Linked DNA regions of Homo sapiens: region 2 is linked to region 1. The links are chromatin loops, found by intact Hi-C in ENCODE. Cell type or tissue: heart left ventricle. All regions are shown on one strand. Links, peaks and the distances in the headings refer to the core of each region. The heading gives the core; the rest is flanking DNA.

The links. Peaks named below come from ENCODE experiments on the same cell type or tissue, not always from the same donor. Only the 100,000 strongest peaks of a DNase experiment are listed, where the experiment ranks them.
Region 2: a loop joins it to region 1, with 2.1 times the contacts of the local background. A loop is called at or near these places in 7 of 110 quality-filtered maps.

What each region holds. Positions count from the first base shown.
Region 1 is chr16:3,596,130-3,607,853 of GRCh38, reverse strand. It overlaps SLX4 (SLX4 structure-specific endonuclease subunit), which reads left to right. Exons shown (of 15, transcript NM_032444.4): 3 at 1,156-1,380; 4 at 5,547-5,736; 5 at 6,663-6,875; 6 at 9,855-10,057; 7 at 10,159-10,475; 8 at 11,461-11,701. Among named protein-coding and RNA genes, the nearest start is that of SLX4, 9.6 kb to the left of the region's middle. In heart left ventricle, for the core only: no CTCF peak of the experiment used is centred there; no DNase peak of the experiment used is centred there.
Region 2 is chr16:3,542,439-3,554,162 of GRCh38, reverse strand. NLRC3 (NLR family CARD domain containing 3) reads left to right here. Exons shown (of 20, transcript NM_178844.4): 10 at 1,884-1,967; 11 at 3,666-3,749; 12 at 4,383-4,466; 13 at 4,938-5,021; 14 at 5,410-5,493; 15 at 5,945-6,028; 16 at 9,834-9,917; 17 at 10,655-10,738; 18 at 11,388-11,471. It overlaps LOC101929732 (a long non-coding RNA gene), which reads right to left. Exons shown (of 4, transcript XR_007064953.1): 2 at 8,165-11,724. Among named protein-coding and RNA genes, the nearest start is that of NLRC3, 29 kb to the left of the region's middle. RefSeq lists enhancers at 1-615, 616-1,335, 5,521-5,830, 9,240-9,740. In heart left ventricle, for the core only: no CTCF peak of the experiment used is centred there; a DNase peak (open chromatin) is centred at 6,024; H3K27ac peaks cover 1,193 bases.

The DNA.
Region 1 (11,724 bases), core at 2,234-10,233:
AAGTTGGACTGGGCCAGCCAATTTGGATAGGCTGCTGAGAGGGCCGCATGAGGACTCTGTGTGGGCTCAAGTCCCAGGAGAATCTTCAGGTTCTTTCTTTCTCTCTCTGAAGACCTTTTAATCTTTTCCTTTGTTATTGTTATTGATTTATTTACTTACTTAGTTTTTAGAGACAGGATCTTGGTCTCTCACCCAGGCTGGAGTGCAGTGGTGCTATCATAGCTTACTGCAGCCTTGACCTCCCAGGTTCAAGCAGTCCTCCCTGCCTCAGCCTCCCGAGTAGCTGGGACCACAGGCACCCACCACCGTGCCTGGATAATTTTTTAACTGTTTAAAGCAGTTTTCTTGCCCTGCTGCCCTTGGTATACTGAGCTATATGCTTACTACACATTCTTCATGCAAAACTGAAAACTACCCTTGCATATATAATACACCATGGGCTCTCTGAGCTCCTGAGTTCTGTTTCTAAATTTCCTTTGCCCTCACTTCCTGATCTTAATAACCTCTCAGTAGAGTGGTGGTAGAGTCTCAGGTCGCATAGACTACTGGAAGGCATCAGCAGTGTTGCCTCACCAACTTTACTGGTCTCTCGTGCTCTTTGCCAGTCGGATGAAATCTATGCATGGTTCCCCCAAAACACGTATCCATGCGCGTATCTGCAAAACTGGCACACAACTTCATGGGGTTCATGGATCCCCACTGAAGATCATCCGTGGATCCCAAGTTAAAGAAGAACTGATCTAGGACATAAACCTTTGTCATTAATATTTCTTTAATAATAGCTTTATTGGGGTATAATTGATATTCCATAAAATTCACCATTTAAAAGGGTATGGTTCAGTGGTTTTTAGTATATTCACAGACTTGTCCAACCACCACCACTACCTAACGTTAGAACAGTTTTATCATCCTAAAAATAAACCCCATGCTCATTAGCAGTCACATCCCATTCCCCTCCTGTTATTGATATTTATGTCTATATTGCCATAAACAAAGAGGTTACCAACAAGCAACCAGTCCTCTTCACATTTGTGAGTCAAACCTAAACTAGTTGATAAAGGACTCTTGAAACTTGCGTCTAACCTGTATCTGGTAGAAAAGTCTTTTATTTCTCCAGCTACAACAGATGGTTGTGAATATTTTCCTCCTTGCCAGAGAATGTGCCCAACAGCGACTCCCAGCCTCCTCCTTCCTGTTTGACAACAGCAGTGCCAAGTCCCTCCAAACCCCGCACAGCACAATTGGTCCTACAGCGAATGCAGCAGTTCAAGAGAGCAGACCCCGAGCGTTTGAGACACGCTTCAGAAGAGTGCTCCCTCGAGGCTGCGCGGGAAGAAAATGTCCCAAAGGATCCTCAAGAGGAGATGATGGCGGGGAATGGTATGATGAGTGTGTTTCTGTCTTCCACACAGAGATAAGTTAATACAACTCTGAGGAAGGGAGGCGGGAAGGAATCAGCATTTGTTGAGTTTCTTCTGTGGATAGGCTCTCTGCTTGATGTTTTACCTTTGCCACTTCACTGGATCCAGCCAGAGAATGAAGAGTCTCTGGGATCATTTCCCACCTAGCTTCCTTGATAAGGTACCGTTTTGTTTTTTTTTCTGAGACAGAGCCTTGCTCTGTCACCCAGGCTGGAGTGCAGTGACATGATCTCAGCTCACTGCAACCTCCGCCTCCCAGGTTCAAGCAATTATCTTGCCCCAGCCAGTGGGATTACAGACGTGTGCCACCACACCTGGCCAATTTTTGTATTTTTAGTAGAGACAGGGTTTCGCCAAGTTGGCCAGGCTGGTCTCGAACTCCTGACCTCAAGTGATCTGCCTACCTCAGCTCCCCAAAGTGCTGGGATTACAGGCGTGAACCATTGCACCTGGCCCTCTTCCTTTTTTTTTTTTTTTTTTTTTTTTGAGATGGAGTCTCGCTCCGTCACCCAGGCTGGAGTGCAGTGGCACGATATTAGCTCACTGCAAGCTCCACCTCCCAGGTTCACGCCATTCTCCTGCCTCAGCCTCCCGAGTAGCTGGGACTACAGGCTCCCACCACCACGCCTGGCTAATTTTTTGTATTTTTAGTAGAGACAAGGTTTCACCTTGTTAGCCAGGATGGTCTCGATCTCCTGACCTCGTGATCCACCCGCCTTGGCCTCCCAAAGTGCTGGGATTACAGGCGTGAGCCACTGTGCCTGGCCTCCTTTTTTTAAAAATTATGACTTTTTATTATGAAAGCTTTCCCTTTCAGTTTTTTCCTTTTAAAAAGATAACCCTCAGTATTCACAAAGAACTCTTCCTTTCAGAAAAGGTTTTTTTGTTGTTGTTGTTTTAATTACAATGAAGCCAGGCATGATGGCTCATGCCTATAATCCCAAAACTTTGGGAGGCCAAGGCAGGAGGACTACTTGAGGTCACAAGTTCGAGACCAGCCTGGACAACATAGTGAGACCCCCATCTCTACAAAAAAATTTTAGGGGCCAGGCGTGGTGGCTCACGCCTGTAATGCCAGCACTTTGGGAGGCCGAGGTGCGCAGATCACAAGGTCAGGAGATTGAGACCATCCTGGCTAACACAGTGAAACCCCATCTCTATGAAAAATACAAAAAATTAGCAAGGTATGGTGGTGGGTGCCTGTAGTCCCAGCTACTCGGGAGGCTGAGGCAGGAGAATGGCGTGAACCTGGGAGACAGAGCTTGCAGTGAGCCGAGATTGCACCACTGCACTCCAGCCTGGGCAACAGAGCAAGACTCTGACTCAAAAAAAAATTTTTTTTTAATTAGCTGGGCATGATGGTGCACAACTGTAGTCCCAGCTACTCGGGAGGCTGAGGTGGGAGGATTGCTTGAGCCCAGGACGTTGAGCTGCAGTGAGCTGTGATTGCATCATTGCACTCCAGGGCAACAGAGTGAGACCCTGTCTCAAAAAAAAAAAAAAAAAAATTACAATGAATCCCCTAATCCCCTATACCTCAATCTAGATTTAACAAATGTTAACATTTGGCCATTTGTTTATGTCTTTATAAATATACATTTTTTTTTTTTTTTGAGATGGAGTCTTGGTCTGTCTCCCAGGTTGGGGTGCAGTGGCGCAATCTCGGCTCACTGCAAACTCCACCTCCTGGGTTCAAGCCATTCTCCTGCCTCAGCTTCCAGGAAGCTGGGACTACAGGCATGCACCACCACGTCCAGCTAATTTTTGTATTTTTAGTAGAGTTGGGGTTTCACCATGCCGGCCAGGCTGTTCTGGAACTCCTGACCTTGTGATCTGTCCACCTCAGTCTCCCAAAGTGCTGGGATTACAGACGTGAGCCACCGTGCCTAGCCAAGCGTACATATTTTTCTTCCATATTATCTGAAGGTAAATTATAGACATTAGGATCCTTTACCCCTAGATTCTGCTGCATAACCACAATACCATTAGCACGCTTAATTCCATAATAGTGCCTGGCGTCCAGTTCAAACTCAAATTTCCCTGGTTGTCTCAAGGTTATTTTTTGTAGCTGGTTTCTTTTTTTTCTGAACAAGGATTCAGTAAGTTCACACACTGCATATTGCTGTAGCTCAGCAGTATCCTAAGGTCTAGATTCTAGAATAGTCCCCCATTTCCTTTTGTTTTCCATGACACTGACTTTTTTTTTTTTTTTTTTTGACAGAGGCTTGGCTAGAGTGCAGTGGCACAATCTCGGTTCACTGCAACCTCTGCCTCCCAGGTTCAAGCTATTCTCGTGCCTCGGCCTCCTGAGTAGCTGGGATTACAAGCACCCACCACCACACCCGGCTAATTTTTTTGTATTTTTACTAGAAATGGGGTTTCACCATGTTGCCCAGGCTGGTCTTGAACTCCTGAGCTCAGGGGATCTGCCCTCCTCAGCCTCCCAAAGTGCTAGGATTACAGGTGTGAACCACCACACCCAGCCCTATGACACTGAGTTTTTGAAGAGGCTAGGCTAATTGTATTATAAGATTTCCCACTTTCTGGATTTATTTCTTTATGGGATCGTTAACTCCTTCCTCTAACCATTGGGTTGCCCCACTCTGAGTAGATTAGAGGCTCATTGGCTGCAGGTGAGACAGGGTGGCGACAGTGCCCCATAGCTGCTGTGTACTTGGTGTGGCACCGGCCCAATAAGCGTAATAATGCCAGGTGCTCCTGTTCTCCATCCCCAAAACAATATGGATTCTCATCTCTGATGAAAATATACAAAAGGAAAAGAAATAGGAAGAAACCATTATCGGCAGACCTACAGCTAATAAGTATGCAGGATCTTGGCATTGCATTGCAGATTTCACTGCAGTAGCACGGAGGAGTCTCAGGCCACCCCAGGGTCCACAGCAGGCAGTGATTTGATGTCCTGCCGAGGCATCAGTCCTGGACGCACATGTGAGTTGCAGAGGAGGCACCCAGCTGGTGTGAGCTCCGCCCCTGCCCAGCATTTGACTCAGTTCTCTCTGTATCTTCACATCACACCCAGCAAGTGCTCAGAAAGAGATAAACCATTTGTTTGTTAAGAAACCAAACCAGGCTGGACGCGGTGGCTCACGCCTGTAATCCCAGCACTTTGGGGAGGCCAAGGCGGGCAGATCACCTGAGGTCAGGAATTCAGGACCACCCTGGCCAACATGGTGAAGCCCTGTCTCTACTAAAAATTAGCCAGGTGTGGTGGGCACCTGTAATCCCAGCTACTCAGGAGGCTGAGGCAGGAGAATCGCTTGGACCCGGGAGGCAGAGGTTGCAGTGAGCTGAGATCGCGTCGTTGCACTCCAGCCTGGCGACAGAGTGTGAGACTCCATCTCAAAAACAAACAAACAAACAAAACAGGGCACCAAAATGAAGGTGTGCTGTTTTGCTGGCCTCAGTGGCAGGCACTGGTAGGCCACAGCCATGAAGAACTTGGGGATTTATGAGGCGTTCAGGGCATATCCCTTGTGAGTGACAGGGGTCTGCTCCAGCAATATCAGATGGGCCACCCTGGGAGCCATCTCAAGACCAGAATCAGTCCATTCTTGAGTCTGATGCTAAGTAAGAGATGCTGCCTTTTAAACGCCAAAGGCATTTCACTCTGCCCTGGTTTTATCATGGGCAGTAAAAGGTCAGCAGGAAAGGGTGAGTTTTGAAGAGAACATCTAGCTTTGTTGGAATATGAGCCTTGTGAACTTGCAATGCCCGAGGTAGCCAACTTCAGCAGAAGTGGGAAAGTTTAGGTCCTTGCTACTCAGAGTGGTCCTGTGCTGCCAGCATCGCCAAGCCTGGAGGCTGCTAGAAATGCGGAGAGTCTCAGGCTGCACCTGGACCCCTTGAATTTGAATCTGAGTGTCGACAAGCTTCCCAGGTAATGCATATCCATGTTAAAGTTGGAGACGGCTGTTCCCGGAGTGCTGATTAGTGCCCAGTCTCACTGGACAGTGTCCAAGTCACCAGCCTGCAGAGTGGAGCTGGGTTCTGGTTTCTTTGCGTTCCACCTGCTCCCCATGGTCTGCAGGAGCTGACAGAGCAGAGGTCTGAGGGTGAGCTTGTCTTTGGAGTTTATTCTCACGGATCTTTGGTGCTTCTCCACAGTGTATGGGCTTGGGCCCCCTGCCCCAGAGAGCGACGCTGCGGTGGCCTTGACCCTGCAGCAGGAGTTTGCACGGGTAGGAGCATCGGCACATGATGATAGCCTGGAGGAAAAGGGTTTGTTCTTCTGCCAGATTTGTCAAAAGAACCTCTCAGCCATGAACGTGACCCGAAGGGAACAGCATGTGAACAGGTGGGGGCAGCTTGGGCCGTCGCCTCTCCCGTGTATGTGACCAGAATCCCCAAGCACCCCAGGGCTGGAGTGCGGATCTCCACACCTTACCATGACAACAGCACCTCAGCTTTGTTGTCAACCTACCCCTTTTTAAAAATAACTTCGTTGAGATACAATTCACAGAACATATAGTTCACCCATTTAAACTGAACAAATCACTACTTTTGGGATATTCACACAGTTGGGCAACTGTCACCACAATCACTTCTGGATTATTTTCATCACCCCCAAAAGAATCCCCACACCCATTGGCAGCCACTCCCTATTGCCCCTCTCTCCCCTGACAACCACTAATCAACATTCTGTCTGGATGGATTTGCCGATTCTGAAATTGCACAGTTGTCCTTTTGTGTCTGCCTTCTTTGACTTAATATGTTGTTTTTGAGGTTCATCCATGTTGTAGCATGGAGCAGGCTTCATTCCTTTTTATGGCTGAGCAGTATCTCATTGTATGGCTAGACTGTGTTTTTCCCATTCTTAGATGAGGAATATGACCATGGTTTATCCTTTCGTCCATTGGCGGACATTTGGAGCATTTCTACCCTTTGGGATTGTGGATAGAGCTGCCGTGAACATGGGTTTCATGTATTTGTTTGGGTACCTGCTTTCAGTTCTTTGGGGTCTCTACTTAGGAGTGGAATTTCTAAGTCATCATGTAACTGCATTTAATCTTTCCTTGCTTTCTTTAGCCAACTTTGCTGACAGATACCTAAGTGTAGTGTCTAGGGGCTGACTGCCGGGAGACGGAGCCAGGCTGTGTAGAGGGGATTGGCTTTGGGGAACTTGCTTTGACCACAGCACGTCTGTGTTGACCTGGACCCACATTTGCTCCAATCCACATTCCTGGGGAGGGTGGTTCTCCTGTATTGACTGTTTTCCTTCAGGTGCTTGGATGAAGCTGAAAAGACACTAAGACCTTCTGTGCCTCAGATCCCTGAGTGCCCGATTTGTGGGAAACCGTTTCTTACCTTAAAGAGCAGAACCAGTCACTTGAAGCAGTGTGCTGTGAAGATGGAGGTTGGCCCCCAGCTCCTGCTTCAGGCTGTGCGGCTGCAGACAGCACAGCCTGAGGGTAGCAGCAGCCCACCCATGTTCAGGTAAGTCGACGAAAAGGAAGAAAACCAAGCCAAATAATGCTGTGTGCACTCAGGGCTTTTTCTATTTAAAAAAGCTTTTTATGGGCTGGACGCAGTAGTTCACACCTGTAATCGCAGCACTTTGGGAGGCCAAGGTGGGCAGATCACCTTAGATCAGGAGTTCGATACCAGCCTGGCCGACATGGTACAATCTCGTCTCTACTAAAAATACAAAAATTAGCATGGTGGCACATGCCTGTAGTCCCAGCTACTTGGGAGGCTGAGGCAGGAGAATCACTTGAACCCAGAAGGTAGAGGTTGCAGTGAGCCAAGATCGTACCACTGCACTCCAGCCTGGACAGAGTGAGATCCTGTCTCCAAAAAAAAAAAAAAAAAAAAAAAAAAAAAGCTTTTTATAGTGTTGGAGGGAAAAAGAGCCCTCTTTGATTCTGGAAATGAAACACTTAGGGCGGAAATCGGGCACAGTCTAGAAGGGAGTGAGGAGGGGACAGAATCTGCATTCTGGAAGGCTCTGGACCTGCCCCTTTAGGGGGGTGCAGAAATGATCTTCGCACTGTTTTCCTCAAGGTCCTTCCTGAGTTTCCAATCCCATGATCCCACAGTCGGTACCCTCTAGTGCAGGGGTCCCCAACCCCCCAGCCTCGGACCAGTACCGGTCTGTGGCCTGTTAGGAACCTGGCCACACAGCAGGAGGTGAGCAGCGGGCAGGCAAGCTTTACTGCCTGAGCTCCGCCTCCTGTCAGATCAGTGGTGGCATTAGACTCACAGGAACACAAACCCTGTTGTGAGCCGCACATGCATGGAATCTAGGTTGAGCTCTCCTTATGAAAATCTAAAGCCTGATGATCTGAGGTGGAATGCTTTGATGCTGAAACCATTCCCCTACTCCTGTCCCATGGAAAAATTGTCTTCCATGAAACCAGTTCCTGGTACCAAAAAGGTTGGGGACTACTGCTTTACCACATCTAAGAATTTGGTAGTCACTTTACTCCATCCATTTCGTTGTTGGACAGCATGGTTTCCACCTCAGCACAGTCCAGTTTTCACACTGTTAACATAAGATTACTCAGCACAGTTCACAGATTTGGTGATTGGCCAGGCACGGTAGCTTACACCTGTAATCTCAATACTTTGGGAGGCCAGGGCGGAAGGATCACTTGAGCCCAGGAGTTCAAGGCCAGCCTGGACTACATAGCAAGACCCATCACTACAAAAAATTAAAAAATTAGCTGGCTGTGGTGCTGCACACCTGTAGTCCCAGCTACGTGGGAGGCTGAGGCGGAAGGATCACTTGAGCCTGGGAGGCCAAGGTTGCAATGAGCTGTGATTGCACCACTGCACTCCAGCCTGGGCGACAGGGCAAGAACCTGTCTTCATAAAACAAACAAAAACAACAACAAAGTTGGTGCAACAGAAGTGTAGGACCCTATTTTTTAAAAATCTTGCATGAATTAATGCTTAAAAGTTAAAATGAGTTGCCTTGCTCACAGCCAGGAAACAAGTCCTCAGCATGCAAACCACAGCCACACAAGTGCCAGAGGGCTGGCCCTGCTCCACGCTGCCCTGCTGCTGAGGACGCTAGAGCTGACACCAGGTTCATAGTGAACAAAGGCATCTTGGACCTTTGACTCCTCCAGGTTTGAGACCGCTGTCAGGAGCAAAGGGAAGGCCAAAGGCGATAGCTGTTTGTCCCGCCCCCTGCTTTGCACACAGGTCATGGGCAGCTGAGCTGGCTCGGGGCTGAGATGGCAGAGGGCAGAGGGGATTCTCTTGGTGGAGGAGCGCATCTGTATTTAGCATGGCAGGGGTGCAAGCCTTGAGGCCTTAGAATAGACGTCATCTAAGCCATTGTTTCTTTCTTGGCAGGACCACGCCAAAAGCACCTGCTCAGATAAAGTATGTCTGCCTTTAGAATACCTCCAAGTACTGAAACTAGATGTATGTGGATCCGTTTAGAAGGTTGTCAGAGTAGAAAACTACAGGAGCTGGATGCCCTCATGGGGTCTTTGAACCCCTCCCTCCCCAAAGGCCAAGCCTGTGGTCATCAGAACGCATGCCCCGGCCAGAGTGCCTCATATTCTTTCCCCACAGCCCAAACCTGGCCTGCTGGGGAGTGAGGAGGGAACACAGTCTGTGTTCCCTTCACAGAAGCAGGGTCCCAGGCTGCCCAGGCAGCTCCTTTCCCTCTGGGAGGCTGTGATTATCCACGTTCCTGGGAAGGTGAACTTGAGCCATCCCTGGCACCCTGGAGAGCATGAGCTTTTGCAAAAGCCAGAGGCATGACTGCATTGCAGGGAAGGTGGGCCCGGTTTGTGCTAAGTTCCTTTGTCACCTCTGCCCTCCTCCTTCTTGCCCAGCTTATTGGGAGTCACCCAGGCAGCCTAGGTTCTCTCCAGCCGGAAACTCCTGTTCATTTCCTCCAAACCAAACGAGCTGCTGCCCGTTGAAAGTGCAGAGTCCCGGGGCGGCTGGTATAATGTTGACCATCGGCAGCCTAAGCTGGGAAGCCCTTCCTTCTGGCCATGGACAGAGGCACTGCCGTGGAGCCCTTGCAGGAGGGAAGGGATCCTTTTCTGCCGGTGTGGCCAGGACCGTGTAAGGAGCATCGGAAGTATTGATGGGTGAAGGTGGTGGGAGTCCAGGGAGCCTGCTCAGAGCCATCGATTGTTGACTCCATTGGATGGGCTTGGCCACATGAGGATGTGCAGGTACCACAGATGGCTCCGTACATCTGCCATGAGCCTGCTGGACAGCAGCACGTGAAGGAACCCAGACCCTCCTGTGCCTGGGCCATGTTGAACTTCTGGCCTGGAATTGAATGAGTTCACACAAGGCAGTGGAAGTGGGGGACGCATCTGCCTGGCAGGTCCACATCCGTCACTTTTCTCTCAGGCCCAGCCCTCTCCAGACCAGTGTGACCAACCTGAGAAGCGTGCACTCCTCTAGCCCCAGTAACTTTTCTCTTTGGCTGTTTTCTAGCTTCAGTGATCACAGTAGAGGTCTGAAACGGAGAGGACCCACCAGCAAGAAGGAGCCACGGAAGAGGCGGAAGGTGGACGAGGCACCGTCCGAGGACCTGCTGGTGGCCATGGCTCTGTCCCGGTCGGAGATGGAGCCGGGTGCGGCTGTACCAGCGCTCAGGCTGGAAAGTGCCTTTTCTGAGAGGATAAGACCAGAAGCAGGTTTGTGTGATCAGAAGAGTGACCCTGGGAGAGGCCATCAGCAGGTCCCGGGTGAGTGGACCGACTCCACCGTTGATGGTGTCGCTTTTGTTTCTCTCTAGAGAATAAAAGTCGCAAGAAGAAACCCCCGGTATCCCCCCCATTGTTGTTAGTCCAGGACTCTGAAACCACAGGCCGACAGATAGAGGACCGTGTGGCCCTGCTCCTCTCTGAGGAAGTGGAATTGTCTAGCACGCCACCACTTCCTGCCAGCAGGATTTTAAAGGAAGGGTGGGAAAGAGCGGGCCAGTGTCCTCCTCCACCTGAACGCAAGCAGAGCTTTCTGTGGGAGGGCAGCGCACTGACTGGGGCCTGGGCCATGGAGGACTTCTACACGGCCAGGCTGGTCCCTCCTCTCGTGCCCCAGCGGCCTGCCCAGGTGAGTCCCTCCCCTCAGGCACATGGATAGGCTTTTGGGGGAGGTTGGCAATCCCAGAACTGCAACACTGGGTACCCACAGCCAGGTGATGGAAAGTCCAGGAAGGAAAGGCAGAGGCGGGAGGAGGCCAGAGGGGCACTTGGTGGCTGCAGCTTTCTTCTCTGTCCAGCAACTACATGGTACTCTGGGTAGGATCAGGGAGGACCCTTGGTGTCCACCAGAGTGTGTTCCTGGAGTTTGTTGAAAATGCAGAGTCCCGGCCGGGCGCAGTGGCTCACGCCCGTAATCCCTGCACTTTGGGAGGCTGAGGTGGGCGGATCACGAGGTCAGGAGTTCGAGACCAGCCTGGCTAATATGGTGAAACCCCATCTCTACTAAGAATACAAAAATTAGCCAGGCATGGTGGCACACACCTGTAATCCCAGTTACTTGGGAGACTGAGGCAGAAGAATCGCTTGAACCGGGGAGGCGGAAGTTGCAGTGAGCCGAGACCGTGCCATTACACTCCAGCCTGGGCAACAAAGTGAGACTCTGTCTTGAAAAAAAAAAAAAAAACAGAGTCCCAGGGCAACTGGCAAAATGCCTCAGATGGAGCCCGGAAACTGGCATTCGGAGCACACACTCCAGACAGTCGTGCGGCAGGTAGCCCTACAGTCAGTACGCAGCTGCCTGAGGCAGCTTGGAGGACTTCAGGAGGGCGGCAGGCCTGGGCCCCCCTGGCCTCTGACAAGCCTTTGTGCAAACAGATGCCACAGGCCTGGCCTTGGCCGTGACAGAGGAGGAGCATGTTGACATGAGTGCTGGGGAAAAGCATCCCAGGACTGCTCCAGGCTGTGGCTGGAGCCCCGGGGACAGTCTGTCCCCACAGCCCACATCCTGCTCTGTAGTTTTAGGTCCAGCCGTGCATACCACATGTGATGGCTTCTGCAGTGTGTGCGTCAATGACAGTGACCACGTGGTCACTCTCCTTACTGGCTTCTTTCAGGGCCTTATGCAGGAGCCCGTGCCGCCTCTGGTGCCACCTGAGCACTCAGAGCTGAGCGAGCGAAGGTCACCCGCTCTCCACGGCACCCCCACTGCAGGCTGTGGCTCCAGGGGCCCGTCGCCTTCGGCCAGCCAGAGGGAGCACCAGGCCCTGCAGGACCTCGTGGACCTGGCGAGGGAGGGACTGAGCGCCAGCCCGTGGCCCGGCAGTGGGGGCCTGGCTGGCTCGGAAGGGACTGCAGGTGAGATGCTGGGTGGGACTCTA
Region 2 (11,724 bases), core at 1,858-9,857, 53 kb after region 1:
AGGAAGAATGGATGGGGCTAGGACCTGAGGCCTTCTGACCCATCTGGATGGCCCCTGATGCCCATTACTTTTCGAGAGAGCAGCTGTTGGGGAAATAATTAAAAATAAAACCTCCTGGCTGGGCGCAGGGACTCATGCCTGTAATCCCAGCACTTTGGGAGGCCAAGGCAGGCGGATCACTTGAAGTCAGGAGTTTGAGACCAGCCGGGCCAAAATAGTAAAACACCGTCTCTACTAAAAAAAAAAAAAAAAAATTAACCAGGCATGGTGGTGCAAGCCTGTAGTCCCAGCTACTTGGGAGGCTAAGTTGAGAGAATCGCTTGAACCTGGGAGGCGGAGGGTGCAGTGAGCTGAGATCGTGCCATTGCACTCCAGCCTGGGCGACAGCGAGACTCTGTCAAAAAAAAATAAAATTAAAATATAAAATAAAATTAAAATATAAAATAAAATAATAAAATATAAAATAAAATACCTTCTACCAACCCACAGATGTAGGAAAGAATACAACAATTATTGGATAAACATTAAACTGACTGCACGGTGCATCGGGGCAACCCACCAATGAGACTGTAAAGACAGAAAGCTCACTTTTCTAGAGCCAAGCAGACAGGACCCTCGTCCTCAGGCAAGAGGGCCAGGCAGCACCATTTGCCGTTTATCCTAAATACAGCAGATAATTGGAGTGGCCATTTGTGGTCCCTAATTGCTTTTATCCAAAGGAAAAGTAAAGCTTTTATCTCTATGACACGCAGGTACTTTAGAGCTTCAAGCCAGATACCTAGCCTAATTCCCGAAGGCAGGGAAGGAGGGACTCTTTGTTCCTTAATGTTTACATTTCAAAGAGATGGCTCCAAACCCTTATGAAAGACATTCCCAGGCTGTGAAAGTGGCCAGAGGCTGATTTTGCTTTTAAAAAGATTTACATACATCTTAAAGGGACAGAGGCAGCATTTGCAACCTCAAGTTTTCTCAGGAAGTGCTCTGAGAAAATGAGGGTGGTAAGGAGTCTCTTTCCTTTTTGGAACCAGGGAAAATTACATTTTTTAGGATTTGTATTTAGCCTCACACAGGAGACGTCCTGCCTGCCTGTCCTTGTAGGATGAGGACAGGGTTTCTCCCGTGCTGTCTCCCTCCACCAGATTTAGGACAAGAGGAAGCAGCTTTTTCAGAAGAGGAACCTAAGCCAGGGTCTTCCTAGGGAGGTTTCTTTTTTCTTTTTTATTTGAGACGGAGTCTCGCTCTATTGCCCGCCTGGAGTGCAGTGGCGTAATCTCGGCTCACTGCAACCTCCGCCTCCCTGGTTCAAGTGATTCTTCTGCCTCAGCCTCCCAAGTTGCTGGGATTACAGGTGTATGCCACCACGCCCCGCTAATTTTTTTATTTTTAGTAGAGACGGAGTTTCACCATGTTGGCCAGGATAGTCTCGATCTGTTAACATCGTGATCCGCCCACCTTGGCCTCCCAAGGTGCTGGGATCACAGGCATGAGCCACCGTACCTGGCCCCTAGGGAGGTTTCTTAGGGTTGGAGGCAGCCTGCTGGTCTAGATGGGAGGCAGACTGCAGGTAAGGCACCAGAGAGACTTGTCCATGGAGGTCCCCATTCGGGAGGTTGCTGGGCATTATCAGCACCTACTGATCTCTGCTTTCTAGCTCCTTGCAAGGGAGGCTCAGCTGCCCTGACCCCTTACTATCCCTCATCATAATGTTGGTCCATTATCACTTAGGCAACAATCCAAAGACCCATCTGGAGAACGCCCTCCCCACCTGCTCCAATAAATGTAGAGGGCACACTAGTTGTCCCTGACCTTGAACCTGAACCGTCCTTGGCCTGGGAATGGCTGTGACCAGCCTTTCTAAAGGACCCCTCTCTTTTCTCCCACAGCCTGCAGAAGAACAGCATCGGGCCCATGGGAGCCCAGCGGATGGCAGATGCCTTGAAGCAGAACAGGAGTCTGAAAGAGCTCATGTGAGACATATGAAAGGCCCACACTAGTATCCTCAGTGCCCAGCACAATGCCCAACCCAGCACAAATATTTGTGAGCCTGAGGATGGATGGATGGATTGATGGATAGGTGAATGGATGGATGGGTGGGTGGATGGATGGATGGGTGACTAGGTGGATGGGTGGCTAGGTAAATGGATGGATGGATGGATGGATGGATGGATGGATGGATGGATGAATGAAGGGATACACTGATGAGTGGACGGATGGATGGATGAGTGGACTGATGGATGAATGAGTGGATAGATGGATGGATGGTTAAATGAGTATATGGGTGGGTGGATGGATGGTTGGGTGGGTAGTGGTGGATGGGTAGGCAGGTGGATGGATGGATGGATGGATGGGTGAATGAATGGATAAATGAATGAGTGGATGGATGGATGGATGGATGGGTGAGAGGACTGGTGAATGGATGGATGGATGGATGGTTGAATGAACGAGTAGATGAATGACTGAGTGGATGAATGAGTGAATGGAAGGATGGATGGATAGATGGACGGTTGAATGGATGGATGGATGGTTGAATGAATGGATGGATGGATGGATGGATGGATGGGTGGATGAGTGGATGAATGGATGCATTGATGGGTGGATTGGTGGATGGGTGGATGGATGGATGGATGGTTGAATAAATGAGTGGATGAATGGGTGAGTGGGTAGATGGAGGGATGGATGGATGGGTGGGTATGTGGATGAATGAATGAATGAGTAGAGTAGATAAATGGATGGTTGAATGGGTGAATAGATGGGTGGATGGGTGGGTAGAGAGGGATGGGTGGATAGGTGGATGGGTACGTGAATGGATGGATGGTTGAATGGATGAGTGGATGGATAAATGGATGAGTGGATGGATGGATGGATGGGTGAGTGGATAGATGGATGGTAGAATGAATGAGTGAATGAATGAGTGAGTGGGTGGGTGGGTGGATGGATGGATGAATGGATAGATGAATGGATGGGTGGGTAGATGAGTGGATGGAGGCATGGCTGAATGAATTAGTGGAGAATAGGTGAGTGGATGGATGGATGGACAAATGGATGGATGGGTGGATGAGTGGATGGACAGACGAAATGATAGCTAAGTGGACTGATGGGTAGGTGGATGGATGAGTGGATGGATGAATGGGTAAGTGGGTAGGTGAGTAGGTGGATGGATGGACGAATGGATGGATTTATGAATGAGTGGGTGGGTAAGTAGATAAATCAATAAGTGAGTGGATGGATAGATGGATGGAAGTGTGAGTGCTGGTTAGCTGACTTTGGACTCCAAAAGCACTAACCGAGGAGAATGGAGACTCAGATTCCCAGGACTGGGTGAACCCCAACCTTCTCGGGCTCACATTTACTGTCTTCCCAGCTGGCAGAAGAAAACATTTCCTGACCATCTTCACAAAAACCCCCCAAAATACTTATCACTGAAGGGTTGACCCTTCTTGCCAGGGAGTCAAGAGGGACTTTGCTATCCTGATTTCTTACAGACAACAGGTGGTCACTTGCAGAGACTACAGCCAACAGGCCTCAGGCAGAACAAACTGTGCACTGGCCACCCTTGAGACAACAGAGCCAGCCCTCCCAGGAGGGCTTCCCTGACTCTGATCCCTCTGCCCAGCCCTGCCTGGCAGCTCCCAGAGGCTGGCTCATCCATATCCCTTCTCTTGCAGGTTCTCCAGTAATAGTATTGGTGATGGAGGTGCCAAGGCCCTGGCTGAGGCCCTGAAGGTGAACCAGGGCCTGGAGAGCCTGGAGTGAGTCCACCTGCCAGGGTGACGATTCCCCCTGGGTTCTCTTTCCAGTAGATAGTGGGCCGGCAGTCCTGAAAAATGGCTGTCCCCCAGGGCCATTTCCCTGCCAACACTAACCCTGGGCACACACTGTCCTCAGTAGCCCCTGCCCCACCAGCTCCATTTCCCTAGACAGTGGGGGCTGGGGTAGGGTCTGGAGTGTTTGGAATGATGAGCTCCAAGTGTCCTTGAGAAGCCAGCATGGGTGGCTGGAGAGGGAGTCAGCTGCAGCAGCTTTGGTAGGGGAAAGGAGAGCTCAGCGCTACACCCACACTTGGGGAGCCTGCTGCGCCACTCCCTCTGGGGGCTGCAGACCCAACACACCCTGCTCTGAGGCTGTCTGGGGCCACCCACATCAAGGCAGGGTCTACATTTGGGGGTTTGTTGTGCTGAACCCACCTGCCCTGACCTGGCAGAGGCTAGAAGGTGGGGGGCTGGGAGAGGAAAGAGAGATGAGAAGAGAAGCAGTGTGGCCACCACTGTCCCTGGAGCCCCCAACTCCCTGTTGAGCCCAGTGCCTGCTGTCCCAGACTGGGACAGGGCAGCTCCCTCTGGGTCCTGGGACAGCCACACCCAGGGCGCCTCCTCTTTCCGCAGCCTGCAGAGCAATTCCATCAGTGACGCAGGAGTGGCAGCACTGATGGGGGCCCTCTGCACCAACCAGACCCTCCTCAGCCTCAGGTAAGTCCTGGCCACCCTCTCCAAACAGGGCGTTTCTTTGACGAGGCACCTGTCTGCAGGGACTTGGCACTGGGAAGCCTGTCTCAGGGAAATCTATGGCTGGGGAAGCCTTCCTGGCAGCCTGGCCCTTTTCCTGCTCTCTTGGGGTGCAGGGGATAGCTGCTGCCCGCAGTGGCCCATTCTGCCGCTCCCTTCCCAGATGCACGCTGAGCCACCTGTCCCCTCGCACCTCTGGGGCCCTGTCATCCTGTCCTCTCCCTGTACTGCGGATGGTCCTAAAGTGGGGGCACCTGGCTGGCCCAGCACTGGCTCACTAGCACTGGCTCCTTCACACCTCAGCCCAGACTATGCAGAACTCTAGGTCCCCCGCCTGCAGTTTCTTGGGCTTCAAGAAGCCTAAACACCTGGGCTTGGCTTTGCCAGACACCTCATCTGCCCGGTCAGAAGCTCAGGTCTTTCCTTTTTTTTCAGCCTTCGAGAAAACTCCATCAGTCCCGAGGGAGCCCAGGCCATCGCTCATGCCCTCTGCGCCAACAGCACCCTGAAGAACCTGGAGTACGTGGTGGGGGCCTGTGACTCCACAGGCTGTTCATGCCATGACCACACCCACACCGAGCCTGGGCTGACGGGCACCCTCGCCACGTCACAGGGTTGGAGAAGGAGCTGGCTGGGGAGGGTGCAGCCAGGAGACCTGACATCGGGTGGCAAGTCCCCCACTCTCATAGTGTAAACTGCACGAGGGTGAGGCTAGTGTGACGCCGTCTGCTTCACCTGGTGGGGATGGATGAGGATGTTACCATGCCATTGGGCAACGTATCCCCAGGAAGCACCCCCTCGTGCTGGCTGGGTGATCTGGTATCAAGCCCTGGAATCCCTGGTGACCAAGGACCGGAGGCTTCACAGCCGGCCCCCGGCTCACTTGCTCCTGTTCCCTTCCTCCTAGCCTGACAGCCAACCTCCTCCACGACCAGGGTGCCCGGGCCATCGCAGTGGCAGTGAGAGAAAACCGCACCCTCACCTCCCTTCAGTGAGTCTGCAGCTCTCCACCCTGCTCTGTTCCCCTTCTGCAGAGCTGCCGGGCTCCACCCAAACCAACGATGCACAGGCCACACCTGGTTTGGGGACACCCCCTGCAAAGGTCTCAGGGGCTGCCCGGGCTAGCCTGCTGCCAGCAGACTGTGCCCCATCCTGTGCTCTCCTGACCCACAGACAGACATGTGTTAAGAGGTGGTCACAGCTGGGCCTCCAGGCAGAGGCCATTTGGAGGTGTCTTTTCTGGCTTATTCCCCGGCCCTCTGGCCACGGCTAACCAGGGAGTACATGTGACCCTCTGAGAACTAAGTCTGGGCAGGGGTTGCAGGAATTCTCCTGCCACATCCTGCAGGGATTCCACCTCCTGCCATCAGAGCCTCCTTGGCTCTGCCCCAGGGCCACATAGTCACATAGTCACATAGTCACATGTGTCTGTGTCTGCCCAGCCTGCAGTGGAACTTCATCCAGGCCGGCGCTGCCCAGGCCCTGGGACAAGCACTACAGCTCAACAGGAGCCTCACCAGCTTAGAGTAAGTTGGCCTGCCCAGGGGCTGCAGGGCGGGGGCTGTTGAGGACAGGGGAATCTGAAAACCTGGTACCCATCAGGCAGAGGCTCAATCCAGTGACCCCTGGCACTCCTCTTCCCTAAGGCCAGCTGGCATGTTTCAGTCCTTGTCTGCCTTTTAAATATATTGGCCGGGTGCGTTGGCTCACGCCTGTAATCCCAGCACTTTGGGAGGCTGAGGCATGTGGATCATCTGAGGTGTCAGGAGTTCAAGATGAGCCTGGCCAACATGGCGAAATCCCATCTCTACTATAAATACAAAAATTAGCCGGGCATGGTGGCACATGCCTGTAATCCCAGCTACTCGGGAGGCTGAGGCAGGAGAATCGCTTAAACTCAGGAGGCACAGGTTGCAGTGAGCAGAGATCGCGTCACTGCACTCCAGCCTGGGCGACAGAGTGAGACCCTGTTAAAAAATATATATATATACACACATATATATACATACACACACACACATATACACACACATATATACACATATACATATATACACATACATATATGTACATACACATATATACATAGATATATGACAGCTTGATTGAGATATAATCTTCACGCCAGAAGATCCACCCACTTAGTATACAATTCACTGGTTTCTAGTGTATTCGGTGATGCAATCATCACAATCAATTTTACAACATTTCCATCACCCCGTTAGCACTCACTACCCATTCTCCCTTTCCCCCAACCCTGGCAACCACTAATCTACCATCTCCATGATCTTCCTACCCTGGACACCGCATATAAATGGAATTGTGCGATACGTGGCCAAAAATAGAATCATACGACACGTGGCCTTTTGTGGCTGGTGTCTTTCATTTGGTGTCAGATTTTCAAGGTTCATCCACATTGTAGCCTGTCTCAATACTTAGTTCCTTTGTAAGGCTGAATGATATCCATTGTATGGGTACACAGGTTTCATTTCTCCATTCATCAGCTGACGGACGTTGGGTTGTTCCTACTTGGCTGTTAGGAACGGTGCTGCTGTGGACCTTTGTGCACCAGTTTCTGTGTGGACGTGAGCTTTCCTTCTCCTGGCTGGATATACCTGGGAGTGGAGTCGCTGGGGCGTGAGGGAACTCTAGGTTTAACCCTTGGAGCCTCATCGGCCTTTCTCCCTGACCATTTCTTCTCCTTCAGCTTCCAGGATGTCCCCTCTGTCTGGGCCTCGTCCTCTTTTCTTCTGTTTGGCTCTTCTGCGCAGGGCTCCTCAGGGATCGTCCTATGTCATCTTCGCTTGCCTGGCGTCTCTTTTCCTGGAGCTCTTTTCCTTTCCCTGGGCTCCAGTGATCTTCAAAGTCCCAACGACTCCCACGTCCGTGTCCCAGCCCTCTCTCCTCAACCCTAGACCTGCGCGTCCACACCCCCTCTGTACCTCCCTTCGGGATCTTGCTCGGGTGCAGGGTCCCTGCATTCTCTCTCCTGAAAACCTGCTTCTTGGCTCCCCATCTTGTGAATGGAACCAACTGTGCAAGCTAGAAACAAGACCTTCACTCTCACCTCCCACTTCCTTTTCTATAACTTTTATTTTATTTTTGAGATGGAGTCTCGCTCTGTTGCCCAGGCTGGAGTGCAGAGGCGTGATCTCGGCTCACTGCAACCTCTGCCTCCCAGGTCCAAGCGATTCTCCTGCCTTAGCCTCCCGAGTAGCTGGGATTACAGGTGCCCAACACCACGCCCAGCTTTTTTTTTTTTTTTTAATAGAGACGGGGTTTCACTATGTTGGTCAGGCTGGTCTCGAACTCCTGACCTTTAAGTGATCCTTCCACCTTGGCCTCCCAAAGTGCTGGGATTACAGGTGCAAACCACCACATCCAGCATATAACTTATTTTTTAAAGTAATATTTACAATTTTTTTTAAAGAGATGGGGCCTCACCATGTTGCCCAGGCTAGTCTTGAACTCCTGGGCTCAAGCGATCCTCCCACCTTGGCCTCCCAAAGTCCTAGGATTACAGGTGTGAGGCACTGTGCCTACCCACCTCCTGCTTCCTATTCATTGTCAAGTCCTGTTGGGTCGGTCCCCTCTGTGTCCCTGCCATCCACTCGATTCCCTCTGCGTCCACTGCCCCTGCCCAGGCCATCGGCACCACTCACCTCCATCCCTGTGGTAGCCTCCACCTCAGTCCATCCTCTCACACTGCTGGCCAGAGACCTTTCCAGAGCAGCTCTGTCCCATCTTGGGTGCCATCCTTGAATGGTTGCCCAGGGCCTGCAGAGTAAAGTACACACAGCCCCTCAGGGTGGCTTCTGGGACCCCTAAAATCTGCTTCCTTTGTCCCTCCCTGGACTCATTTCTCACTTCCCCAGGAATTCAATTCGTTTGGGTTCCTTAGCTGAGCCAGGCACACTCCCCACTTTGGGTTCGGGTTTTGACCTATTTCTTCTGGGAGCCTTCTGTTGACACCCTGGGGTGGGAGATGCTGCTTGCTTTTCCCTGCAGCCTGCACTTGGCCTGTTGTACCTGCTCATTTAATCATGTCTTCCCACCTGAGCTTCGAGAGGGGGACTCAGGCCTGCTGCCTTATACAACACCTAGCACATGAGACACACTCAAATGTTGTCTTTCTTATTTTTTTTTTCATTTTAATTTTTTGAGACGGAGTCTAACTCTGTCGCCCAGGCTGGAGTGCAGTGGCGGGATCTCGGCTTACTGCAACCTCCACCTCCTGGGTTCAAGTGATTCTCCTGCATCAGCCTCCCCAGTAGCTGGGACTACAGGTGCCCTCCACCACTCCCAGCTAATTTAGTAGAGACAGAGAACCCTGTCTCTACTAAAAATACACCCACCCAGCCTAATTTTCGTATTTTTAGTGGAGACGGGGTTTCACCATGTTGGCCAGGCTGGTCTCGAACTCCTGACCTCAAGTGATCCACCCACCTCAGCCTCCCAAAGTGCTGGGATTAAAGGTGTGAGCCACTGCGCCCGGCCACACTCAAATGTCTGTTAAAATAATGAATGCAAACAGCTCTTGGCCTTGAACATACCAGTGTGCGCTTGAGCTAAACTCAGTCACTCACTGCACCAGGGCCTGCTAGTTCCCTCCAACTTAGAAGGGGAAAAAATGACACAAAGCCCTAATTAGCAAGAATGGCCAAGGAGGTTGGGCGTGGTGGCTCCTGCCTGTAATGCCAGCAATTTGGGATGCCAAGGTGGGAGGACTGCTTGAGCCCAGGAGTTCAGGACCAGCCTGAGCAACATAGTGAGACCCCATCTCTATAAAAGAATAAAAACATTAGCCGGGCATGGGGGCATGTGCCTGTAGTCCCCGTCTCTAGTTAAGTACTTTAGTCTCCTCGGGAGGCTGAGGTGGGAGGATCGCTTGAGCCTGGGAGGTTGAGGCTGCAGTGAGCCGTGATCTCACCACTGCATTCCAGCCTGGGTGGCAGAGTGAGACCCTGTCTCAAGAGAAAACAAGACAAACAAGAATGGCTCAGGGATTGAGGGCTTTAAGTTCATTTTCTGGTTGGCTGTGAAAAGCATCCCCTTTTGGGTCCCAAGCCCCTGCTGACAGTCACTCTATATGTCCCATTTCCTGCTTGCCTCTGGCGGTTCAGACTCATGCAGGCCCCAGACGCCTCTGTGTGCTTAGTATGAGGCGGCGGGCTGCAGGGCCTGTGGAGGAAGGGCAGTTATCCCCAGGAAACCCTGGGAGTGTCTATGGTGTGTGTAGTCGGTTAAACCTGGCAGGTCCAAGTGCGGCAGGGCCTTGCTAGAATGCTCCCTGTGCCCCGTGCACCCAAAGGGGTCATACTCTGTGTCTAGTTTACAGGAGAACGCCATCGGGGATGACGGAGCGTGTGCGGTGGCCCGTGCACTGAAGGTCAACACAGCCCTCACTGCTCTCTAGTAAGTCCTAGATGTGCGCAGCAGTCAGGAAACCGGTCCCTTCGCCATCCTTTCACGTTAGAGGTCTTTTTTTTTTTTTTTTTCCTCGAGACAAGAGTCTTGCTCTGCCACCCAGGCTGGAGTGCAGTGACATAATCTCAGCTAACTGTAACCTCCACCTCCTGGGTTCAAGTGATTCTCAAGCCTCAGCCTCCCATACAGTAGTTGGGATAACAGGCGTGCACCACCACACCCAGCCTAATTTTTGTATTTTTAGTAGAGACGGGGTTTCACCATATTGGCCAGGCTGGTCTCAAACTCCTGACTTCAGGTGATCTGCCCACCTCAGCCTCCCAAAGTGCTGGGATTACAGGTGTGAGCCACCACACCTGGCCTGGACGTTATTTTTGTTTACAAGTCAAGGAAGGTGTGTTTGATTTTCCTAATATAGGAAATATGATATTAGCAGTTGGGGGCTCAAACACCTAGAGAGTAGTAATGAGGAGGTACAGGGAGCATTCTCCCCGAGCCCTTCCAGGGACAGCCTCTATTTCTCATCTCCTTAGCATCCAGATCTCTGTCTTAGGCAACAGACAGTGTAGGTAGGAGATGGAGTGCCTAGACACAGCGCTGGCCAACCATTCTCAGTGCTGTTTCTCCACTTTCCATCCTGAGTCAAGGGGTGGTGAAAGGGAACGGAGTATGCGGAGGGAGGTGGGCCCAGCCGGCTCACACTGACGGCACCCTCTCCGCCCCAGTCTCCAGGTGGCCTCAATTGGTGCTTCAGGCGCCCAGGTGCTAGGGGAAGCCTTGGCTGTGAACAGAACCTTGGAGATTCTCGAGTAAGTATTCCAGTCTCCATCTATGGTCTTTAGCCCAAAGAAATCAATGAATTCTCAATGAATAGATATGGGGACAAAGTTTACAGACAACTCACAAATCATCCTGGTGATCTTCATTTCAGTGCAAGTATACCAGTTTCCCAGCCCCACTTCATGCCTTTCCCTGGGAGTCGCTATCATTTGCCCTCCTCTCCGGGTTGGCCTTGCCAGGCTGAACACGTCTAGAGGCCTGGTTTATGGGTCCCAGGGGGGCTGATCTTGTTCTCTGGGCAGATCCAAAGTCCTGGGGTGAGGTTACAGCTCTGAGGCTCAGGCATGTCCTCAGAATTCCTGCCCTTGCTGGGAGCACTGGGGACCTGCCCAGATGGAGGGCTGCCTCTCCTGTCTCAGCCCCGCTTTTCTGTTTGAAATGGAAGAGGAGGAAGGCTCCAACAACCCTCCTGGCTAGGCCAGCCATGCCCCTGTGTGCCCTGCTTCCCAGAGCCAGCTCTGCCCTGTTGCCCTGGAGTGAGGAAGGCACAGCCCTGGCCTCCTGTGACTGCTGAAGTCCTTGTTTCCTCTACCAAGCAGCCCCAAGCCCACCCGCAGAGGGGTCAGTATCACCTCTCAGCCTGTACCCATGCCTTAGGCTTCCTGTCTTTCCCAACAGCTTAAGAGGAAATGCCATTGGGGTGGCTGGAGCCAAAGCCCTGGCAAATGCTCTGAAGGTAAACTCAAGTCTCCGGAGACTCAAGTAAGTGGCTGGAGGGACCTACCTGCATCCTGGAGCAGCAGAGTTCTCTGCTGGGTCCTCCCTGATGGAATAAAATGCTCCTGATTTCTTCTGTAGCTATTTCCTTCTGAATATAAACAATCAGACTTATTATAGTCCACATTCCACTGCAGCTGGGTTTGTTGAGTGTGCTTAGCTTCAGTCAGAAGTCACTCACATCTTGCATTTATGGCCTTACATCCTCCAGCGCACTTGCGTGGGACAATCTGGCCAC